Linked DNA regions of Homo sapiens: region 1 is linked to region 2. Evidence: chromatin loops called from intact Hi-C (ENCODE). Cell type or tissue: PC-3. All regions are shown on one strand. Each heading gives the region's core, and the rest is flanking DNA. Links, peaks and the distances in the headings are about the cores only.

Region 1 (10,944 bases), core at 1,022-9,021, 53 kb after region 2:
GAGAGACAAAGTGCAGAAGAGTGAGGAAACCCCCAGCCAAAAAGCAGCAAGGCTGTTTAGGAGGCAGAACAGTGACAACTTGAACTTTACTTTTTCCCAATGTGTTTAACCTTCTTGCACACAAACTCCAGATTCCAGATTTTGTATTATTTCTTCTTTCCTTTGCTGTATCATTTTGAAATAACTGTGCCCGAATATTCCTCCAGCCTTCTTTAGGGATCTCAGAGAAAGTGTGGCCAGGGGATTTTTTAACCAGCGGAGTGTTCACAACAGAAGCTGCGCCTGGTGAAAAGGCTCACCAAGCCATTAAAGAGAAAAGAGTATGACAAGACATTCTTCCAGACGTTATTTTTCCCGTAGACTTGGTTGGTTCCTTGCCAAGGCCTGTACCACAGTCACAGGCAGAGGCCTGCGGGTGCTTAAAGAGAATCACAAACGCCCTCAAGTATGGGTGTCTCTCTCCTCCCCTTTACCTCTTCCTCCCATAGTGGTTGTTTGTAGCTCAAGTGGTTGAATCAGACCCTCAAGAGCTTCCTAAGAAAGGCTGAATCAGAAGAAAACACCCAACAGCCTCCAGTTATTGTATCAGGCCCACTACAGTACAGTGAAAGTTAGCTTTGTCTCCACAGGCACCCAAACAATCTGTCAAGCATCGCAAAGCCAACTGTGATTTTTAGACAGGGCAGGGAAGACCCGGGTGACCTCACTAGAAGCAAGGGAGGCGCCATGTCTGGGTAATCAATGCCCTGTCTGCCTGTCAAGAATGCAGGTGACTTGGTGCACACCTTCTCACAGATGTAGTGCCAGGGTGGGGTGAGAAAGAAGAACCTCCTCTCCCATTCTAGGCATTGGAAAGATACTTCTTTTGCTATTACCCTTTGCACAAAAGGTTCTTTGGGTGAATGCCCCTGTACGAATAAGAAGTAAATGAAAGTTGCACTGTAGTGATTTCCGGGGATTTGTGGTCCTGGATATTTATATAGAAAAACTGTTTAGTGGGAAAATATTGCAAAGGGGCATTCCTGTCTGGGTTTTTATAAAAGGTGACAAAATAGTGCTGTAAAGAAACAGAAATCCCACACTTTCTCAGTAGTATTAAAGCCTGTCCTTAGGTAAAATTTCATGGGAGTATAGAGTTGCTGCTTTTTCGTTTTTCATTTGTTCTTGGAATTTAGGGGTAGAGAAAGGCCAAGGGAAATGGCCTTCATCAGCAAGGAGTTTAATAAAGACAGAACTTTAATTTGTTCATTCTCAATGGTAACCTTCACGGGGAACCACATTTTTACTAAGTCACAGTAGTGTATTGTTTGTATCAGTTCTTAATGAGTTCCATTGTTAACTTTTACGTCAAAGACCCTGTTGCATCAACTTCTTTTTAGTCTTATGATAGGAAGCTTGTTTTCAAGGTGTTTCCATGAAAAGCATTTGATCCTTCATATTTCCGTGGTGGATTTCTCTGGAAAGTTGGGAGTTTTCCAAAGTCTAACTGTTATATCAGTTTTTATGGTGATGGGTCTCATTTTTCTTGTAGTATACATTATCTTCTCTACTAATTGACTTAATTTTCAGTCCTTATCTCCAGTCAAGAAATGAAAAGAACTTACAAATTTTGTTAATTGTACTGAAATTAGACGTGTGGTGAGTTTTAGAGGAGCGTCCAAACAGAACTGGATTCCATCAGAGCCTTGAGGAAAGTTAGACGGCAGACCCCAAGGGAGAAGAGGGCAGAACACAGGCTGACATATGACAATTCTTGGGAAACTGTTTAAATTTCTTGGGAAAAACAAGATAACTGATGGTTTTTTTAAAATTAAATAAGTAAATAGCAGGCAGATCCCAGAACATTGTAATGTGAAATCTAGGTGCCATAATATAAAGATGAATTATTAAAATATGGGCACCTCGAATCCACTAACTTGGGCCCAACAGAGCCTGCCCAGGGGCTGCCAAGCATGAGGGGTGTGGAGATTGGCCAGGTGGGCAGGGCTCCCCATTTCCCAGGTATGTCTTCAACCACAGCAGCTTCACATATGTGAACTTAGTTGGGTTTCCACATAAGCATTTCTTTGAACAAAGGGCTCTTCAGCAAGAGCATAGTTTGAAAACTACAAAATTGGAAGATGCTTTTTTCTCTATGTACCACAAACAAGAGGAAAAGTGAATTATTGGGTATGATAAAGCAAGTACCATCTTAAAGATCAATTTCCGGGAGAACCAGTGATGCCATCATCATCATGGAAAGTGGATGAGATTGGACAGGCAAGCTGTGGCTTCTGAGGTGATAGGTGATTGAGGGGAGAATAAAACATGAAATAACTTCTAGTATTTGGATGCGAGGGAAGAAAATCATCAGAAGGGAAACATAGAGACTTGATGGGGATCTGTCCATTTCAATCTCTCAGGAAAGGGTAGAACAACAATAACAAAGGAAGTTGTATCATTTCAGTCTACCCTTTTAGGCAGGGTACACTTACACATGATTGCAAGAAGGTGCCCACAGCACTGAGCTTCAAGAGGAGCAGAGAGGCAGCATTCATGGGCAGAGCCGCCTGTGCTTCAGCCTCCACCTTCATTTTTATTTTTATTTTTATTTTTGAGATGGAGTTTCGCTCTTGTTGCCCAGGCTGGAGTGCAATGGCATGATCTCAGCTCAATGCAACCTCCACCTCCTAGGTTCAAGCGATTCTCCTGCCTCAGCCTCCAGAGTAGCCGGGTTTACAGGCATGATCCCCCACGCCCGGCTAATTTTGTATTTTTAGTAGAGACAGGGTTTCCCCATGCTGGTCAGGCTGGTCTCGAACTCCCAACCTCAGCTGATCTGCCCGCCTCAGCCTCCCGAAGTGCTGGGATTACAGGAGTGAGCCACCGCGCTGGGCACAGCCTCCACCTTCAACCTGCACACTTCCACTCCACTTTTTAGTTTAGTCTGCCAGGATTTCACTGTTATCTTTTCCTCTCTCTTCACAATTTCACCTCTACCACAGTCAAGCCCGAACTCTGCCGGTGGGAATACCTCACGGAACGCAATGATGACTTCCTGAGGCCTCCTTCTCAGTGCCCAGCCCCTGGGACAGTCCTTTACTTCTTCCTCCTTCACAGGCTCAGAGTGTCCTCATCTCCCAGGCGAGGCCCTGTGGTTTTCCTCTTTAATTATTGCATGTATGTTGTCATGATCTGAATTGTGTCCCCTCAAAAATATGTGTTGAAGTCCTAACCCCTGGCCCCTGCGGATGGGACCTGATTTGGAAATAGGGTCTGTAATCAGGTTAAGATGACATTGTGGAGGATTTGGGTGAGTCCTAAATCCAATGAGTGGTGTCCTTATAAGAAGGCCATGTGGAGACACGGGGACTCAGAGACACACAGGGAGAGTGCCATGTGTCTGCAGAGGCGTATATTGGAGGGACAGAGCTGTAAGCCAAGGAACGCCAGGGATTGCCAGCCACCACCAGAATCCAGGAGCTGGGCATGGGGCAACTTTCCTTCAGAGCCCTGAGAAAGAACCCCTGCTGCTGACACCTTGATTTCAGACTTCTAACCTCCAGAACTGTGAAAAAATACATTTCTGTGGCTTTTAAACCACCCAGTTTGTGGTAATTTGTGACTGCAGCCCTAGAAAACGAATACATGTGTCTCCATGTAATTATGGATCTATCTGCTTTGCCAACGGAATCGTGGTTAAAAAAAAAAAAAACTATCACTCCATTCTCATTTTATTGAACTGTAACAGATGTGGGGGATAAATACATTAAGAGAAAAAGCCAACTAAAAATAAAAACAAGACTACTTTCTGGAGAACAGCTATCTTGCTGTTGGGACCTGTTTGGTGAGATGCCCCCAGTTCTTTGTTCTCCATTTGTACAGAAAGGGAACGAAGAGGCCTGCTCTAGATCAAACAGATCCACAGTGACTATCTTCTATGAAAGATCTTAGTAGAGATGCATTTTACCTGGGCTGCAAACCTACACTGCCATAAACATCCACTTTGAGGCAAACAAGGGAGTTTTTTCTTTAGCCTCGAATGTTCTGCTCAGTAGTAGTTGCGGGATTCTGAAGCACACACTTCTTGTTGATTAAGCTGTCTGCCCTATAATTTGCAAAGAATGGAAGATCAGCATTGTAGAGAGGTATGGGGGCTTTTCAACTCAGCCTTCTAAGATGTTCTTAGCAGCTAATAACATTCCAGCAGCCCTGAACCAACTTCCTGTGTGGACACAGAAGGAAAGGACACCAGGGACTTACCTGGGGAAGGAGAGCCCAGGGTGGGCCTTGTTTTTCCGTGTGTGTGTTTGTGTGTTTCTGCAGACACTGAGCTTAATCACTGAGAAATTTCTTTTAGGTGGTGCCTAATGCATCTCAGCCCCTCAGCCGGAGGGCTAGGGCTCATTTTCGTGACCGATCAGAGTTTTAACTGCTGTGCTCCTAATACATGTTTTTGAAAAAGGAAGTAGCTTATGTGACAGGACTGTTCTTTTGATCTGTTAACTTTTCCTAATTCTTTTTGAAGCGTCCTCTGCCTTATTCCCTGGCTCTGAGTGATTTAAAGGCAACGTCCTTGAGTTTATATGCTCCCAGAAACCTAATGCTCCGAGAAATCCAATAAAGCCCCACCACCAGAATTGTTCTGGGGCATGAGGGGGCAAGAGATGACCACCCAGAGTGAGCCCGCATGGGAGGGTGTTAAAAGCAACTAGACATATTCATTGTCTGAGGCTCTCATTGAGTCAGGATGGGTGCAGGCTGCAGACACCTGTGCGGTCGGAACTAGGTTAACGATTACTTGAACATTTGAAAATTTAATACTTTCAGTCAGGGAAGTGTATTTACCTTTGAGCATAACAGATAATAAAGGGCCCCTTTGGCTGCATAACCTCCCTATTTGTTTGAATTCTCCTATCTTTAGAACTTTGCATCTTTTTTTGGATGGAGTGATCCTGGGTTTTCTGTTTCTCAAGGGCTCATCAAATCACTATGTCATCTTGATTCCCTTACTATTTTTAATAAGCCAGAAAATGGAAGCAATTCTCCCAGTCAGACCACTGAGTTGGTTTGAAGGGACACCTCCAAAAGCCCATGCTCCTTGTGGTCCTCACTGTCACGGGCCAGAAATCTGTGTGGGCATCTTCCAAACCCATGTTTCTCTAGAGCCCTGATGAAAGACCCCTCAGTGAGTGTGGTGGCTGCCACGACAGGAGGAGAAGGGGAGGAGGCAGCGAGTTCCCCCAAAGAAGCTCAGAGCTCTGGGAGGGGCCCAGGGTGTTCTTTTAATCTTTCTAAAATAGGAATTAGCAAAATGATAATAATTGTAAAGAAACTTCCCACAGTTCTACCCCAGTAAAAGCAATAGGGTACCTGTCCCTGCCAGGCCTCTGGACAGCCCCCTTCCCTCTCCAGCTGAAGTCTGACCTCGGGCTCTTTGCATGGCTTATTCTATTCTTTTGGAGCTTTCTCACATCCATAAAGAGTAGAGAATTATAAGGGCGAAGAAAAGAGATCAGAGTAAACTTAATCACATTCACCAGCAAGCATTTTCCTGTGGTGTGATAGAGAGAAGTGGGGAAGCAACATGAATTCCAGACCTCGAAATCATTAAAAAATTCCAAACTAAATACAAAACAAGTTCTAATTTAATAAGCCTTCTAAAAGTGGTTTGTAAGCAAACTCCAGTAATAATCACATTCTGTCTGGCAGCAACAAGTGAGAAAGAATGGGACGTCCCAGCGTGGCCTCAGGGCATGTTTGTCCATCCCACAAAACCACCCTTTGGTTTGGCATCACTTTTCCCACCTGGCAAATGCCTGGCTCAGAAGGGCTGCGGACCAGAGTGTCCTGGCAGCATCCCACAGGGCATTTCTGATGGCAAAAATCCAGACCCAAGGTGGAAAGAGTGGTCCAGCCGTTGCTTCTGGAAGTCTCTTGCTATGTGACCAACCAAGATAACATCAGAACAACTCAAATGTCATTACAAAAGGTGGATTGTTACATTTATGGGATTCTAAATCATTCATGTATTTATCTATACTTGGCTTCATTCCAAGAAAAGGATTTGAGGAGACTCAGAGAAAGTACAGTACAACAAGATTAAAAGCAAGACAAAACAATCTACAGAAGAAAGGAAAGTAGTATTAGAGAATTCTGAGACTGAAAGACACTGAAATGGTTTGCTGCTAATGACATTTGTCATGATTGCTGGCACCTTTTATGTAAAATCAGCATTGAAATCCACCGATGCAGGGATCACACAGTGGAGCTTGTCTCTGGTACTGCAGTGGGATTTTTCTGGGTACATGCTCAGCCTCACCTCACCATTGATGCTGTGAGTCATCAGTGCGCTGTTTGGGAACATGTGTTAATGAGCACTGAAAGAGCAGGCCAAAGGTAGCAGGATTCTTCGGGAGTTAAAAAAAATACATTTTGTAAAACTAAGCAGACCATTGTGGAGGTGGACTGGGCTGGGGGTGGGGGTGGGGGAGGAGAGACTCATATTAAAATCCTGATATAAAGTTCTAAGCAATGAATAAGAGGCTTAAATACATAAAGAGCAAGGCTAAATTTGGACCAATTTCCTGTGAAATCTCTTGTGTAATATTTTCAATTTGTGCTTGTTTAATGTGGTTTATTTTCCTAAGGTTCACGGTATAGGTTTTAAATTCAGCCTTGACTACACACATGTGTTGAGAGGTTATAAAACGAGAGCCAGCTCAGACCAGTCTCCAACTGGATGCCCTTTAGTGGAAAACATTACCTCCTTTTCAATACCTAAAATGTCTCCATGGGCACAGATTTTGCCCTTTCCCCATCCCATTTCCTGACTGCTTTTCTACCACCTGGTTTTACCAGTACTTGTCTAGTTACATTAGTGTACCCAAGTATGCTATGGGGAGCTCTTCACTGCAGATCAGGGGTCCAGGGCTGTTTGGGGCCAACTCTCTGTGCAATATCATGTTCTTGACACAAAGGGATAATTCAACCATTTGGGTTAAAATAGAGGAAAGATCTCAGGCTCTCCAGGAGACTCTGATCTGCAGTACAGCATTCTAATTTTGGTCTCTTGGTATCCTGGATCACACAATCTTTTGGAGGGGGCCATTTCCTATACGTAGCGGTACTGTTTCTGGTGACTTGAATACAGTATGTAGGACCTATATTGTAAAGTCAGATCTTAACAAAACAATATAAGGCCTCTGCTGTTCATGGTACTTACTACATCAGATCCCATGTATTATAGTTACATGGGGTTTGTTTCCACATAGGTTTTAAGTCTGTAAAGCAGAAATTGTGCTTTATTCATTTCTGAATCTCCTAAACGCCCAGCATGTTATCTAGTACGGAGGAACTATATTGGTGTAAGTATGCATACACATATGGGCACAAAGGGTTGAAAGAGACATCACATATGTGCAGCTTCTTAATTTAAACAGCAAGAGATCAATAGGTAAGATAAGTAGTTGCAAAACTGTTTTTATCTTCTTCAGTACCTTTCAACAAAATACGCATCCTTCATTCAGCAAATATTTACCAAGGACCTGTTTTTCTCTGGGGATACACAAGCCTTAGAGCCTTCCAAGTCTAGGTTCCAAAACCATGCAAAACTGTACACAGTTCTAGCTTTCATTTGCAGCTCTGCCTATGACACAATGTGCGGCGATGTTGAAATCTGGCATCTTCTCCTTGCCCCTGCTGTATTTTCTTACCTATTTTTGGCTTCTGTTTTCTCTCGGCATGAGAATTTTTTTGAGATTGTGAATCTGGATTAGAAGTGGTCAAGCAGTTGTTCTCCAAGCCTGTTTTCCCTGGAAGGGACAACATTATTATTGGCCAGTGCTGGCTTTCTTCCCAGCAACGTAGCTCCTCTCTTCCCACCTGCCCAGCTTTCTAAATAAGTGTGGAGTCAGAAAACGAGCAGCTTAGAAATGTAAGACTCACTCTATGGTCACTTTTCCTTGACATTCTACTTTGAAACATTTCAAACACATAGAAAAGCATGAAGAATTGTATATTCGCCACCTAACATTCTACAATGGCTCTTTGCTATACTTGCTTTATCATATAGCTGTACATCTATCCATCCATCAGTCTTATTTTTTGATGCATTTCTAAGTAAGTTGCAGACATCAGTAACTTTACTCCTAACCACTTCAGCATATGTATCATTAATAGAGTTGATATTTGGGCTGGGCGCAGTGGCTCACGCATGTAATCTCAGCACTTTGGGAGACCGAGGTGGGTGGATCACAAGGTCAGGAGATCGAGACCATCCTGACTAACACAGTGAAACCCCATCTCTACTAAAAATATAAAAAATTAGCTGAGTGTGGTGGCAGGTGCCTGTAGTCCCAGCTACTCGGGAGGCTGAGGCAGGAGAATGGTGTGAACCCAGGAGGCGGAGCTTGCAGTGAGCCAAGATCACGCCACTGCACTCCAGGCTGGGCGACAGAGCGACACTCTGTCTCAAAAACAAAAACAAAAAGAAAAAGAAAACAGAGTTGATATTTCTTTGTGGTTCTTTTTGTTGCTGTTTACAAATAGCGAAATGCATAAATCTTGAGTATATTTCTGCCACTTTTCATATAGGATGTGATTTTCCTTTCTAGAGTCTCTTATTATTGAAAGGTAATCATGAAGATGAAAAAAGATTCTGTAATATCCACGGTTTGTATATTTAGGTAGTGAGTATTCCATTTTTTTCTCTGCATTAGGAGTATTTATTCAAGTGAGGAAGGAGCAGGAGAGAAAAGGGCTGTGTGAAGCTTCCATGTTAAGGGCCTCACTCTTGCAGATAAACTATGTCAGCTCCTCTACTCCCTCTGTATCATCTCCTTTGTCTTAAGTCTTTTGTTGCTGTGACAATAGGAAAGACATTATATCTGGTGGTATGGGACTCAGCTTTGTCATCATAAAACCCAAACTGAAAAAGTCAGGAAACAACAGGTGCTGGAGAGGATGTGGAGAAATAGGAACACTTTTACACTGTTGGTGGGACTGTAAACTAGTTCAACCATTGTGGAAGACAGTGTGGCGATTCCTCAGGGATCTAGAACTAGAAATACCATTTGACCCAGCCATCCCATTACTGGGTATATACCCAAAGGACTATAAATCATGCTGCTATAAAGACACATGCACATGTATGTTTATTGCAGCACTATTCACAACAGCAAAGACTTGGAACCAACCCAAATGTCCAACAATCATAGACTGGATTAAGAAAATGTGGCACATATACACCATGGAATACTATGCAGCCATAAAAAATGATGAGTTCATGTCCTTTGTAGGGACATGGATGAAGCTGGAAACCATCATTCTCAGCAAACTATAGCAAGGACAAAAAACCAAACACCACATGTTCTCACTCATAGGTGGGAATTGAACAATGAGAACACTTGGACACAGGAAGGGGAACATCACACACCAGGGCCTGTTGTGGGGTGGGGGGAGGGGGGAGGGATAGCATTAGGAGATATACCTAATGTAAATGACGAGTTAATGGGTGCAGCACACGAACATGCCACATGTATACATGTGTAACAAACCTGCACGTTGTGCGCATGTACCCTGGAACTTAAAGTATAATAATAATAATAATAATAATAATAATAATAATAAAAACCCAAACTGAAATCCAAGTTACTCTGACTTTGGAAAAGTTATAGTTAATCACTCAGTGCCTCTGTTTCTCTTCCCTAATGTGTTAAAATGAAGATATTGCCCTCCAAGCCTGTGGTGATGATGCCATAAGAACAGATAAAAATATCTGGCATATAGCAAAAGTCCTCAATGACATTATCATCATCGTTATCACTAACTACCTGCTCAATGTGTGGTTAGGAGTAAGTGTATTTTTGTGTATAGTTAATTTAGAAAGACTTTGATGTCTTTCAGATTGCCAAAGTTAATTTTTTGCAAGATCAATGAACTTTTGAGGAAATACTGAAAATGTCCCTGTTCCCCACTGTTTTAATAAACATGAGCACTGTTTAGTCTCACATAAAATGTCTACTTTTACTCCAAACAGGATGACCAACTGATTTTCCTCACCATGTCTCTATCTTGTGTCCCTGGAGTCTTAGCAAGGGAAGAGCAATGGCCAAAGGGCATCATGTTTCCTCTACACAGCTTCTGGGTCTTCCTTTGTAGCTTGAAGTCACAGAGTGATTTATTTTTCACCCAAGCATAACGCCATTCCTTCAAGCAGTCGGGCTGAGAGGAGTCCTCTCTAGCTTCTCATGTCCATTGCCCTCCATATTAAATCAGCCACAGGTTCAATTGATTTTTTTCCCCCTCTGTCCTTCCCAGGCCTCGTGTTTTATGGTGGTTTGCTTAGTACCGTGCTTGTAATACTCAGAAAACCTTTGTAGATTTGCTATGTCCTGAGACTATTTCTTAGAAACCTACACGGAGGAAGTTCAGCTCTTCCTGAGAACTAAGCCACAGTTAATTGCTGCTTCCACCTGCCTTCAGAAACAATAAGGGGAGTCCAGTTTAGGACTGGATGTTAGAAGCTACAGAAGCTCTTCCAGAAGGTGGACAGGGGCTAAGGGAGACTGGTTGTTAGTGCTATCAGAAGACCAAAAAAGGGACAATCTGAGCCCAAAGCTTTCTTTTGTATTATGTCAGGAAGGGAAGACTATATGGCCTATCTGATTGTGGGGTGTAGGAAGTGGAGGTAAGTGCCAAATCTGACTATATGCAATGCTAATATAGTACTGGTAATACTATTATATTAGTAATTTCCCAGCACTTTGTGCTTGGGACTCATAGGCTCTCTGTGTGTGCCAGACACTTGCTAGAACAGCAAGTGAAGAAGCCCTGAGGGGGTATTCTGAGATTTCCAATTGAATTGAATTTGGATAGTCATAAATTGGATGAAGCTGTAATGCAGAACCCATGGTCATTGGTTCTGAAATTAGAGCTGAAGCAATTCTGATTCCTCAGACCCTT
Region 2 (10,944 bases), core at 1,293-9,292:
AGGTTGCAGTAAGCTTTGATTGCATCATTGCACTCCAGCCTGCGTGACAGAGAGAGATCCTGTCTCAAAAAAATTCTCTTGTGAAATATACTTATTGTTTGTTTCATATTATTCCTTTCTTGAAGCCAGGATCTTGTGGAACCTACTTTGCACCACTGTAATGGAAAGAGCTTGAGCTATCCATACCTACTGGCTACGTGGCCTTACCAAGTCATTTAACTTTTTCTGAGCCGCCATGTTTATCTACCTTGCAAAGTTATAGTGAGGTTTGGGCACAATTACATGTGCGGGTCCAGCAAATTGCCTTGCACATAGAATATACTTACTAAATGGAAAGCATGTTTTGTTTAGTTCAGGCCAGAGCTATGCTGACATTTGCTGCACCCACACTTTCTTGGGATGTACTGACACTTCAAGACACTTTGAATGTACAGTCCAAAGATTTCTTGAAACTTGGGGCCCATCGCTTCTACCTGTGTGCAAGTGAGCAGATCTTCCTGACATAGGCTATCACTGAGTCGGCATTAATTGCTCTGTAATTGTCAAGGGGAATATTTCATGATGAAAGGATAGTGTTTGAAGATGCTGTGACATCCTGAATGCTTAATATTTCAATTCTCAATTATGTGAAAGCAGTTTGTAAACTTCAGTGTGCTATACAAATGAGTATGTGCTGGGTGCAGTGGCTCACGCCTGTAATCCCAACACTTTGGGAGGCTGAGGCGGGAGGATCAGCTGAGGTTGGGAGTTGGAGACCAGCCTGACCAACATGGAGAAACCCTGTCTCTACTAAAAACACAAAATTAGCCAAGTGTGGTGGCACATGCCTGTAATCCCAGCTACTCGGGAGGCTGAGGCAGGAGAATCACTTGAACCCAGGAGGTGGAGGTTGCAGTGAGCCGAGATCGCGCCATTGCACTCCAGCCTGGGCAACAAGAGCGAAACTCCATCTCAAAAAAAAAAAAAAAAAAAAAAAAGAGCGTGATTATAATTGTTATTACCTTAACCAATGTTTTAGGTTAAAAAAAAAAAAGGCTTGCCAATGCAGAATAGGTGTGTTTCTCACTTTTAAAGAAGAATATGATATTTATTTCCCTTCTTTGGCCATACTCTGAACATTATCTCAGAATCTCTCTGGTGGCTTCCACAACTTCCGGGATATCCTAACCTTGTTGCTTTAAGGCTGGACCTTGGAGAGGTCATGAGAGGGTAGAACATCAATTGACTTTGCAATGATTCCTCATAACCAAGGAGACACACCAGTCCTTCTGAGGCAACAAACTTGGAGGTGGAAGAATGTGATTCATGAGGAAAAGCAACAGCAACAGATTCCTGATTCTTCTGTGGGAGCAACTCTAAAGCTATGACCTGGAGCACAACTGGTGTCTGTTGCTTATTCCTGTGGCCTGCTGGGCTACATCTGGAGGTTCTGGAGACCAGCTGACCCCTGGAGGGATCTGGGCTCCAGTTTTTCCACCCAAGAATGCACGAGAGTGGTCACTGACTATGGAGCTCTGCTAATTGACCACTCAGGCAATAGCCAAAGCCCCGAAGGAGGTGCCAAGGTGGGAAGCACTTCCCTGTGCTCCCTGCAGAGGACCCTGTTGGCAGGCAGAAAAGGATGGGCCAGGAAAGTAGGGAAGGAGTGAGACGAGAGAAAGAAAATCACAGATGTCCCAAGTTTCCACAATTTTATCAAAAATTTTTCCATGACTCATCTTGTGCCTTCTCCCCAAATTTAACATGATAAAACCACTGGCCTAAATATAATTAAACTGCAATTACTCAAGAGTAAGAGGGTGGTACCTTTTAATCAACCCCTTCATTCCCTCAAACACAGAATCCAAGGTGGGAAAATAAAGAACAAAAACTGTCTGTCTCTCTTCTTCCCAACCTGATTTCCTTGCTCTATGGCCCTCTGAGAGGGAGAGCAAGTCAGAAGGATTTCCAGAATAATTTCTTCCCACCCAAATGTGGGGAAATCAAGTGAAAGCTGCACAGAGACAGCTGGAAGACTGTCATGTTTTGCTTGTTTGTTTCCTCAACCCAACTTCAAGACATGCTCAGCTCCAACACACTTTGCTTTACCTTTCTATACGTTAATCTGCCAGGAAAGTTTCTTCTACGGTGAGGCTATTTGGGACACCTGATAATCACACCAGCTATTGTTTACTGAGCACCTACTATTTGCCAGATATCTTGCAAAATTATCTCTTATCATCACAGCTCCATGAGGCAGGTTTTATCACTTATAATTTTCCTGATAAGAAATGAACTCAGAGATTAAGCTATTTGTCCTTAGTCATCCAATGGCAGAGCTGGGATTTAAACTCAAGACTGCCCAATTCTAAAAGTCCCCTCTGACTTTGGAAGGAGCAGTGGTGAATAGAACAGGAGCAAAAGCAATTCAGAGTCGCTTTTGTGATTGCTTTTGAATTGGTACACACTGTCACAGGCTCCGGATCCAGGCTTCTGATCCAACCCACATTGGTTTTCCTCGCCCGTCAGATAAGAGGAGCCATGCTTGACCTGGAAGGTGTTGAAAGACATGCTGCTGTGTGCAGCTTATCAAAGGGAACAAGGTTCACCATCACTGAGACCTAGGAAGGGGCCGTGGTCCAGCTGGACCCTAGTCGAGCTGCTCAGGGGCAGCTTGGGCTGTCGTCCAGGGTGCACGAAGCCATAGCCAATGTCAAGGGCTCCTAATGTCCAGGCAGGAAACTGTGACTGAAAAGCTGAAAAAACATATGATCCCATAAAAAGCTGCCTTTGGGGAAACAAGCCATTAGTCAGCCTTATTTATTTTTCCTTCTTGCTGCAAAGTTCAATACAGATGAAGGAGCTGCGATTATCATATAAAAGGCTATGCAAAATGGCCCTCCCTCTACGCTGCTGAAGAAAACTTTACCCTGGCTTTTCGCCATAGTTAGCTTTGTTTGTGTTCTTCAGATTCCGAGTCCTTTGACCACAGTTGTGATGGCCCAAGTAGAAGCGCAAGTGTGTCTCAAAATAAACAAGCAGTGCTGGAACTCTCTAGAGTCCCCACTCATCTCCACCCGCAGTCCTGCCTTTTATCCTGGCTGATGATGGAGGCCAGAGGAAAGGGATAGTGGTGGCCTTATTAAGACAAGATCTTCTGCGGGAAAAATATGCTTAATGAGCTTAGGAAAAACCTTGTGGTCGTGGAATGTAATAAAATTTCCATTTTCTTGGGTGAGATCAGGAAACCTTGACTGTCTATTCTGAGTTTTTGCCAGTTTTACTGGGGAATGTGCTTTTTGAAGGTCAAATGTTGTTTTTTTTTCCCAGTGGGTGGCGGGGAAGAGGCACAATATAATGTTTTGGGGAAAGCCCCATGGTCAATCCATGGGTGCAAAGTAACCAGGCCTGCTTGTCTTATATAGTCTCTTGGTCTCTAGGTTTTTTTTTCTTTTCATCTCTTAATTCCCCATGGCTTCGGTAATAAAGTACCCTAGACTGGGTGGCTTAGAACAACAGAAATGTGTTGCCTCACAGCTCTGGATGCTTGAAGTCCGAGATCAAGGTGTTGGCAAGGCTGATTTCTTCTGAGAGCTTTGAAGGAGGCACTGCTCCAAGCCTCCCTCCTGGCTTCGAGTGTTTTGCTGGCCATCTCTGGTGTTACTTGTAGATGCATCACTCCAGTCTCCACCTTCATGTTCATATGGTGTTCATCCTGTGTGTGTCTGTGTCCACATTTCCCCTTTTCATAAGGACACCACTCATGATAGATTGGGAGCCTACCCTCCTCCGGAATGACCTCATCTTAACTAATTACATCTGTGATGACCCTGTTGCCAAACAAGGTCACATTCTGAGGTCCTGGGGATTAGAACATCAATATATGAATTTGAAAAGGAGGGATACAATGCAACACGTAACACCATCTCATAGACTCATTAAACTTTTACTTTACATAGGAATTCTGAAACCAGGCCAACAGAGAGGGGTATGGAGACCCTAACTAAAAACTGAGGCTAGCCGGGCGTGGGGGCTCACGCCTGTAATCCCAGCACTTAGGGAGGCTGAGGTGGGCAGATCACGAGGTCAGGAGATCGAGACCATCCTGGCTAACATGGTGAAACCCTGTCTCTATTAAAATACAAAAAATTAGCCGGGTGTGGTGGCACGCACCTGTACTCCCAGCTACTCGGGAGGCTGAGGTAGGAGAATCGTTTGAACCCAGGAGGCGGAGGTTGCAGTGAGCTGAGATTGTGCCACTGCACTCCAGCCTGGCAACGGAGCAAGACTCCGTCTCAAAAAATAAATAAAAACTGAGGCTAAAACTTTGTCAGTGGAAAATTATTACTTCAACGCAAGACACCAACATTTGTGAAACAGGGTTCTGTAGGGGTTGGGGAAGCCAGAGCCATGCTATGAGGACACTCAAGCAGCCCTGTGGAGAGGTCCACGTGGCCAGGAGCTGAAGCCCCCTGCCAAACAGCTATAGGAGAGACTCATCTTGGAAGCAGATCCTCCAGTCCCGGTCAAACCTTCAGATGAATATAGCCCTGGCTGATATCTTGACTGCAACCTCATAAGAGTGCCTGAGCCAGGACCATCCAGCTAAGCTGCTGCTGAATTCCTGACATAGAGAAACCGTGAGATAATAAATGTTGTTTTAAGCCACGAAATTTTGTGGTAATTTGTTATGCAGCAGCTGCATTGCAAAATTGTTATCCAGAGATCTAATACAGCTCCTGGCACCCCAACCCTGGAAAAGCAAATCTGCCTCTACTTTGTGAACAGTGTCATCGTGACAACTTCAGAGGGAAAGAGTCCCAGACCAACAGTGCCTCGGGTCTCGTGGATCGGAAGGTTTTCTTTGTTTGTTTGTTTGTTTTTGTTTTTTAAGGAAATGGAGAAAAAGGAACTAACAAAGTAATTGAAAATTGGTATATTTTATTTACTACAACTACAAACACATTAGGCTAAAGCAAGAACTTTGTTCATTTGATCAGCAGGATAACATAGTGGTAAGAGCACAGAATTCCAAGCCAAAAGATCTATGTTTGTATCCCAGCTTTTGCCAGCTATGTAATCATAGGAAGTTACTATACCTCTCACCCTAAGTGTTCTCATCTGTCAAATGGGATAACAGTAATAGCACCAACCCCTTAGACAAGAGTTACTGTGGGAAATAACTTAGAACTGTGTTTAGCACATAATAAGATGTGAGAACACAGGAGTGGGAAGATCCACTTATGACATAAAATGTCCCACAGTTAGAGACATAGGATGCTTGTTGAAAGAGCCAGGCTTGGATCATGAGGTCAGGAGTTCAAGACCAGCCTGACCATGATGGTGAAACCCTGTCTCTACTGAAAATACAAAAATTAGCCGGGTGTGGTGGTGCACACTGGAAGGCGGAGGTAGCAGTGAGCCGATATCGTACCATTGCACTCCAGCCTGGGCAACAGAGCAAGACTCCATCTCAAAAAGAAAAAAAGAAAGAGCCAGCCTTTAAGGAAACGGGAAGTCAAAGCTTGTGTAACGAAGCAAGACCAGACTTTTTAAATCTACCTCCCTTAACCTTTATAAACATGTGGACATCATAAACTTTAGGGAAAAAAAGTAATTGTCCCCAGTGACAGAAGGGATGGCGAGACCGCATAACTTGTTCCGGGCCATAAGACACATGGACACTCTGGTGACCATACCTGTCCCCGCACAGTTGCTGTCCTTTCCTGTCGTGCGTACCTGCACTTTGCATGGAGACACTGACTTCAGTCATACTGTCAGTAAGTCATTTCAGAAAGCACCACAGGATTTCCGGAAGGACATAGCATTTTAAAATTCTACTGGGTAAGAACTAAGTTCCCCACTTATAATTTCTAAAAGGCTAAGGGTTATTTTTACGGGTTTTTGAGCTCTCCATTTTACATCATGTCCTCTGAGAAGTTTTCAATGAGCTCAGTCCTGTATTGGGCAGAGGCTGCCTCCTCTTCTGTTTTAAAGGAGCTTGAAATTCTTTTACTTCTTGATACAGCAACCAAACCTGAATATATTGTGAGGTTCCCATCCCAAGTCAGAGCTCTTGAGGGGAATCATCCTTGTCCTCCTCTTCTTCCTCCTCTTCTCCTAAATGGTGCTACATAGGCTGGCTTAACATCTTTTTTTGAAATAAAAACCAAGTGTAAACATGAGTCAGAATGACAGGGCATATGCAGGACTCCAACATTTACTTTTGACATGAGTTGATTTTCAGTTATGTTCTGAGAACCTAGATCCTGTCATCCCAACCCTGGAAAAGCAAATCTGTATCTATTTTGTGAACACTATGATCCTGACAACACTGGGGGGAAGAGTCTCAGACCCACAGGGCCTCAGGCCTCAGGAATAGGAATTTCCAGAAGAAAAAAATAAGGACGCTTTGATCCACTTGCCCTTCGTATTATTGTCTCCCTGTGCAATTTGCTGGAGAATTTCCCACTGGCTCTTGGCTCATTTTCAAATTGGAGTGCAGTCTTTCAGAGATTACTCTGTGTGCTGAAAAACAAGGAAGTCTTTATTGAGTAGGATGAGGAGGCCCTGCCTTCTAGGAAGGGCAATAGATGCTCTGGCCTCTGTGTCTCAGCCCACCCTGCGTCCTCCCCCGCGAGCCCTCTCCAGCTCAGCCCCTCCCTCTCCCAGTGGAGGAGAAGGGCTGGGTGGACCCCTTGCCTTAGGCTGAAGGGAAAACATCTTGTAAGCTATGTAGCAATTGAGGCAATCCCTCCTGTAATCGTGGGGCCTCTCAGAGTTATTACTGAGCAAGATGACAATTCCAGCCAGCATCCCAGTGTAACAGGGCACTTCTTCTGCAGCCACTTTTCTCCAAACATGAGAATTTTCAAACAGGAGTCTCAGATAATATTTCCTTCTCTTCATCTCGACTTCCTCTTTCATTTACCTTACTTTCCTTCACTTATGCTTGTTTAAAAACCCTGGATTTTCAGACACCATCTGCATCATCATCTTAACAAATATTTATGTAGTGCTTATAGAAATTAATTTTTGTAATCCTCACAATAACCCTATGAGGTACACGCTATTATGTCCCCATTTTGGAGACCAGAAAACAGGCCCAGAGGGATAAAGTGACTTTCTCAGGGTAACAGGCCTTCTAAGTGAGAAAGCCCAGGTTTGAACCTAATAGTTTGACTCTGGAGTCTGAGTTCTCAAGGCCCTGATGTCCCGTATCACCTCCCAGTTATTTATTTATATTTAGAAATGTACTCATCCTTGGCCATGTGTTTCTTACCTGAGGGCTTGCGGACTGCAGCTCGCATCTCTGGTTCCTGCTGGTCCTGGTGAATTAGGCAATGGGATATTGTGGCCCCTTTGCTGTCCCATGGTCACCCCATCTACACCGGCTCTTTAAGGCCCAGTGTGGTCACACGAAGGCAGCCTTACAAGGAAGGCTAGGTCGGGCCCAATTTGGTAACAGACTCAAGTCTTTTTGCAGGAACATTCATACTTGTGGATTACATAGTAGAGGTTTTTCCTCTACTGGCTGCAAATAGTCCTCTGTGGTTAAACCAATTTCTTTAGGAAAAGTGAAAGGAGGGAGGGAGGGAGGGAAGGAAAGAAGGAGGGAAGGATGGAAGGGAGGAAAGGTGGAAGGGAGGAAGGGAGGAGGAGGGAAGGAAAGAAGGAAGAAGAGAGGGAGGCAGGGAAGGAAGGAGAGAAGGAAGGAAAAAATGGGAGTAGAAGTCTCATAATATTTCCTTCTCTTCATCTCGACTTCCTCTTTCATTTACCTTACTTTCCTTCACTTATGCTTGTTTAAAAACCCTGGATTTTCAGACACTATATCATCTTAACAAATATTTATGTAGTGGTTATACAAATTAATTTGTATAGGAGAGAAAGAGGGAGGAAGGAAAAAGAGAAGGGAAGGAAGGAAGAGAAAAGAGAAAGGGCAAGAAGGAAGGAAGGAAAAAGGAAGAGAAGTAATGGAAAGGAGAAAAGAAGGAAGAAAGGGAGAAAAGAATACTATTGATGTGGTGAGCATGAATTTTCTAGGAAAGGTTCTTTCTGCCCTCCTAGGCTAACCATTTCTATTGCACTCCTTTTTTTCTCCTTGGTTGGGCTGTGCTAACTTCTGTCCCACCAAAAGCCTACATGGTAGAACTTGGTTATGTTCTTCAGGTTTCCAATCTAAAAGGACGGAAAATGAAAAAAAGAGAAAACTGTGTTACAACTTAATTAAAACACATCAGGTCAAATCATAATTCTGAGCCCAGAGCTGTAAATGGGTCCCTCAGAGACCCTGGGTCTTTCTTGTGCCTGCTGAAGTATTTATTGTCACAAGTCACTCCTCATAGAGTGTCTTGATTTCCCCATCTATGTTGCAGAGAAAACACGCTGTCTGCCTATGTCTGCTGAGAAACCAGCAAACAATGTTCAAAAAGCACCTTGAGCCTATAAGGTACACGAAGGGGGATGCTGTTTAGTTTTCTCTTTCTATTTCAAAGTCATAGAATAGTCTCAAAAGAACAGTGGGAAAAGCGTGCCTTGGACTTCGCAGAGCCGTCTAACATTGCACCTGTGTTTCCTGATCCCCTCTCAGAGTCTGTCTGTTTCTTTTCTCCCACTCTATCATGAGGTAAGGCGCATCTCCTTGGAATGTTGTCCTTGCTGCCTGCTTGCCAACTGCAGCGCTCCCTTCCAGCTCTGAAGCTCAGTGATTCTCCTAGTGGTAGGAACTCTGTCTCTGCTGTTTTCAAGCCTGACCCAGCTCAGACCTGAACTTCCTTGCATTAGGGTTTGGCAGCTTCACGAGGCAGCACTGTACTGGCCTGGCCAGCCTGGGGCTTGTGGAATCACCTACTGAATCAGGTTTACCTCTGGCATTCCAGGCAAGAGCCGGTCATCAATCCTAAATTAACATTTTTGATAGCATTAGTGCCTTTACTAATAATATCTACTACTGTTTACTGAACATGGGTGTGGAACATATACTAATGACTTGTGAGTGTTACATGTTGTCCATCAGTATTGTCTATAGTCACAATCTTATTTAGTTTCACTTAATTCTCATACAACCCTAAAAAAGTAGCTATTTTATATCCATCTTAAGCTTAGCATACTGAAGCCCAGGACGGTTAAGTTACTTGCCTGAGGTCATTCTACCAGTAAGTGGAGAAGCCCAAATCTAACTAACACTGGTTTGCTTTTTTCCAAAAGTGGTACCACTGCTTAACCATGCTGATCCCCTACAATATTAGCTGTACTGTACTAAGCACGTACTACATACCACAATTGTGCTGGAAGCTTAATGCTTACAGTCCTATTTAATTCTCACAGTCATCTTCAAGATGGGAGGATTGGCTCCATTTTTAAGGTAAGGAAACTGAGATTTAGAGAGGTTGAATTGTGCTGTTCTTGTATATTCATTGAAGTCCAGTCAGATTTTTTCTAATACATTTTATTGTCTATATTTGAGAAATATGACATGATGTTATGAGATACATGAGATACATGATACAGGATTACTGTAGTGAAGCAAATTAACATATTTGTCATCTCATATGGTTACCCATTTTTTCCCCAATAAATGTTTAGAACAGCTCTGAACTTTACCACCAAAACACAAAAGAATTTCCTACAACATGCACTTAAAGCCTTTTTTTTTTAACATAGCACAGTATATGCAATTATGTTGAGCATATGGCCATTTAAAATTATACTCTGAGACAGCTCACCTGATGCAAATGCCTCAGAAATGGACATGGAGGTGTACAAAGATGGGAGATGGCAGAGACAGCTGGGGTTACTGGATGGAGTTGAATCATAGCCTATTTACATGAATACAGGGGGAGTTAACAGAGGCAGAACTTGGGAGCTGCTTGACGTTCTGTGGGGAGTGAAAAGGAGGAGGCAGATTAAAGAAATGTGAATTTCCAACAGGGTATGCTTACAAATCCCCAAAATTCATAACCGATTTGTTCAAAGTAAAAAATAAGAACAGGAGTCTGTCATGAGAAAGGAGAACTTCATGTCAGTTTCAAGCCCTGCACATTGGAGTCAGTACATGCACATTCTTCTTTTTGGCATCCATTCTTTGTTTATATTTAGCAGATTTGAATACCGTTTGGGTTTCTACCCACATACATACTAGCCTTACTCTATCTTGATGTACAGGAAGGTTTAGACCTTTCACTAGTAATTCTCTGTAATCGAATGTGACCAAGTTCAAGGGAAACGTCAATTACAAAAACACTGGGGGAAAAAATCTGTATGTTGCCTCCATGGTTTCTTAACTATGGTTTTTGTTGTTGTTGTTGTTATCGTTTTGTTTTGTTTTTATTTTTGTTTGAGACAGAGTCTCCCTCTGTTGCCCAGGCTGGAGTGCAGTGGCGCGATCTCTGCTCACTGCAATCTCTGTCTCCCGGGTCCAAGTGATTCTCTCACCTCAGCCTCCCAAGTGGCTGGGATTACAGACACTCCCCACCACGCCCAGCTAATTTTTATGTTTTTAGTAGAGACAGAGTTTCGCCATGTTGGCCAGGCTGGTCTCGAACTCCTGACCTCAAGTGATCTGCCCGCTTCGGCCTCCCAAAGTGCTGGGATTACAGACGTGAGCCACCGTGCCTGGCCTCTTACTCCATTTCAACTAGACACATGGACTCTGTCTTGTGATGAAACCTTTATTCGCTTAAAGTCTTTATCTTTTGGTGGCATATGTAGCTATGTCCCCTATTTTATTCCTGATATAATATATGACTCTTCTCTTTTTTTCTTTCACGACGTTGCTAGGGGTTGATCAATTTTATTAGTGTTTTTAAAGAATCAAGCTTTGGCTTTGTCAGTTTTCTTTATTGTATATTTGTGTCTTAATTCATTGATTTCTACTTTTATTTTTTATAATTTCTACTTTCTCTGGGTGTAATTTGCCCTTCTTTTTGTAACTTCTTAAGATGGATACTTCGATCATTGATT

What was found. Peaks named below come from ENCODE experiments on the same cell type or tissue, not always from the same donor. Only the 100,000 strongest peaks of a DNase experiment are listed, where the experiment ranks them.
Region 1: it touches region 2 in a loop (2.8-fold over the local background); 6 of 110 quality-filtered maps call a loop at or near these places.

Annotation. Positions count from the first base shown.
Region 1 is chr7:28,581,101-28,592,044 of GRCh38, forward strand. The region is part of intron 5 of CREB5 (cAMP responsive element binding protein 5); the gene reads left to right. Among named protein-coding and RNA genes, the nearest start is that of CREB5, 170 kb to the left of the region's middle. RefSeq lists an enhancer at 9,944-10,944. In PC-3, for the core only: no CTCF peak of the experiment used is centred there; DNase peaks (open chromatin) are centred at 5,821 and 6,291; H3K27ac peaks cover 1,147 bases; H3K27me3 peaks cover 915 bases.
Region 2 is chr7:28,527,752-28,538,695 of GRCh38, forward strand. All of the region lies in intron 4 of CREB5 (cAMP responsive element binding protein 5), which reads left to right. Among named protein-coding and RNA genes, the nearest start is that of CREB5, 120 kb to the left of the region's middle. In PC-3, for the core only: a CTCF peak has its summit at 8,708; a DNase peak (open chromatin) is centred at 6,200; H3K4me3 peaks cover 651 bases; H3K27ac peaks cover 1,668 bases.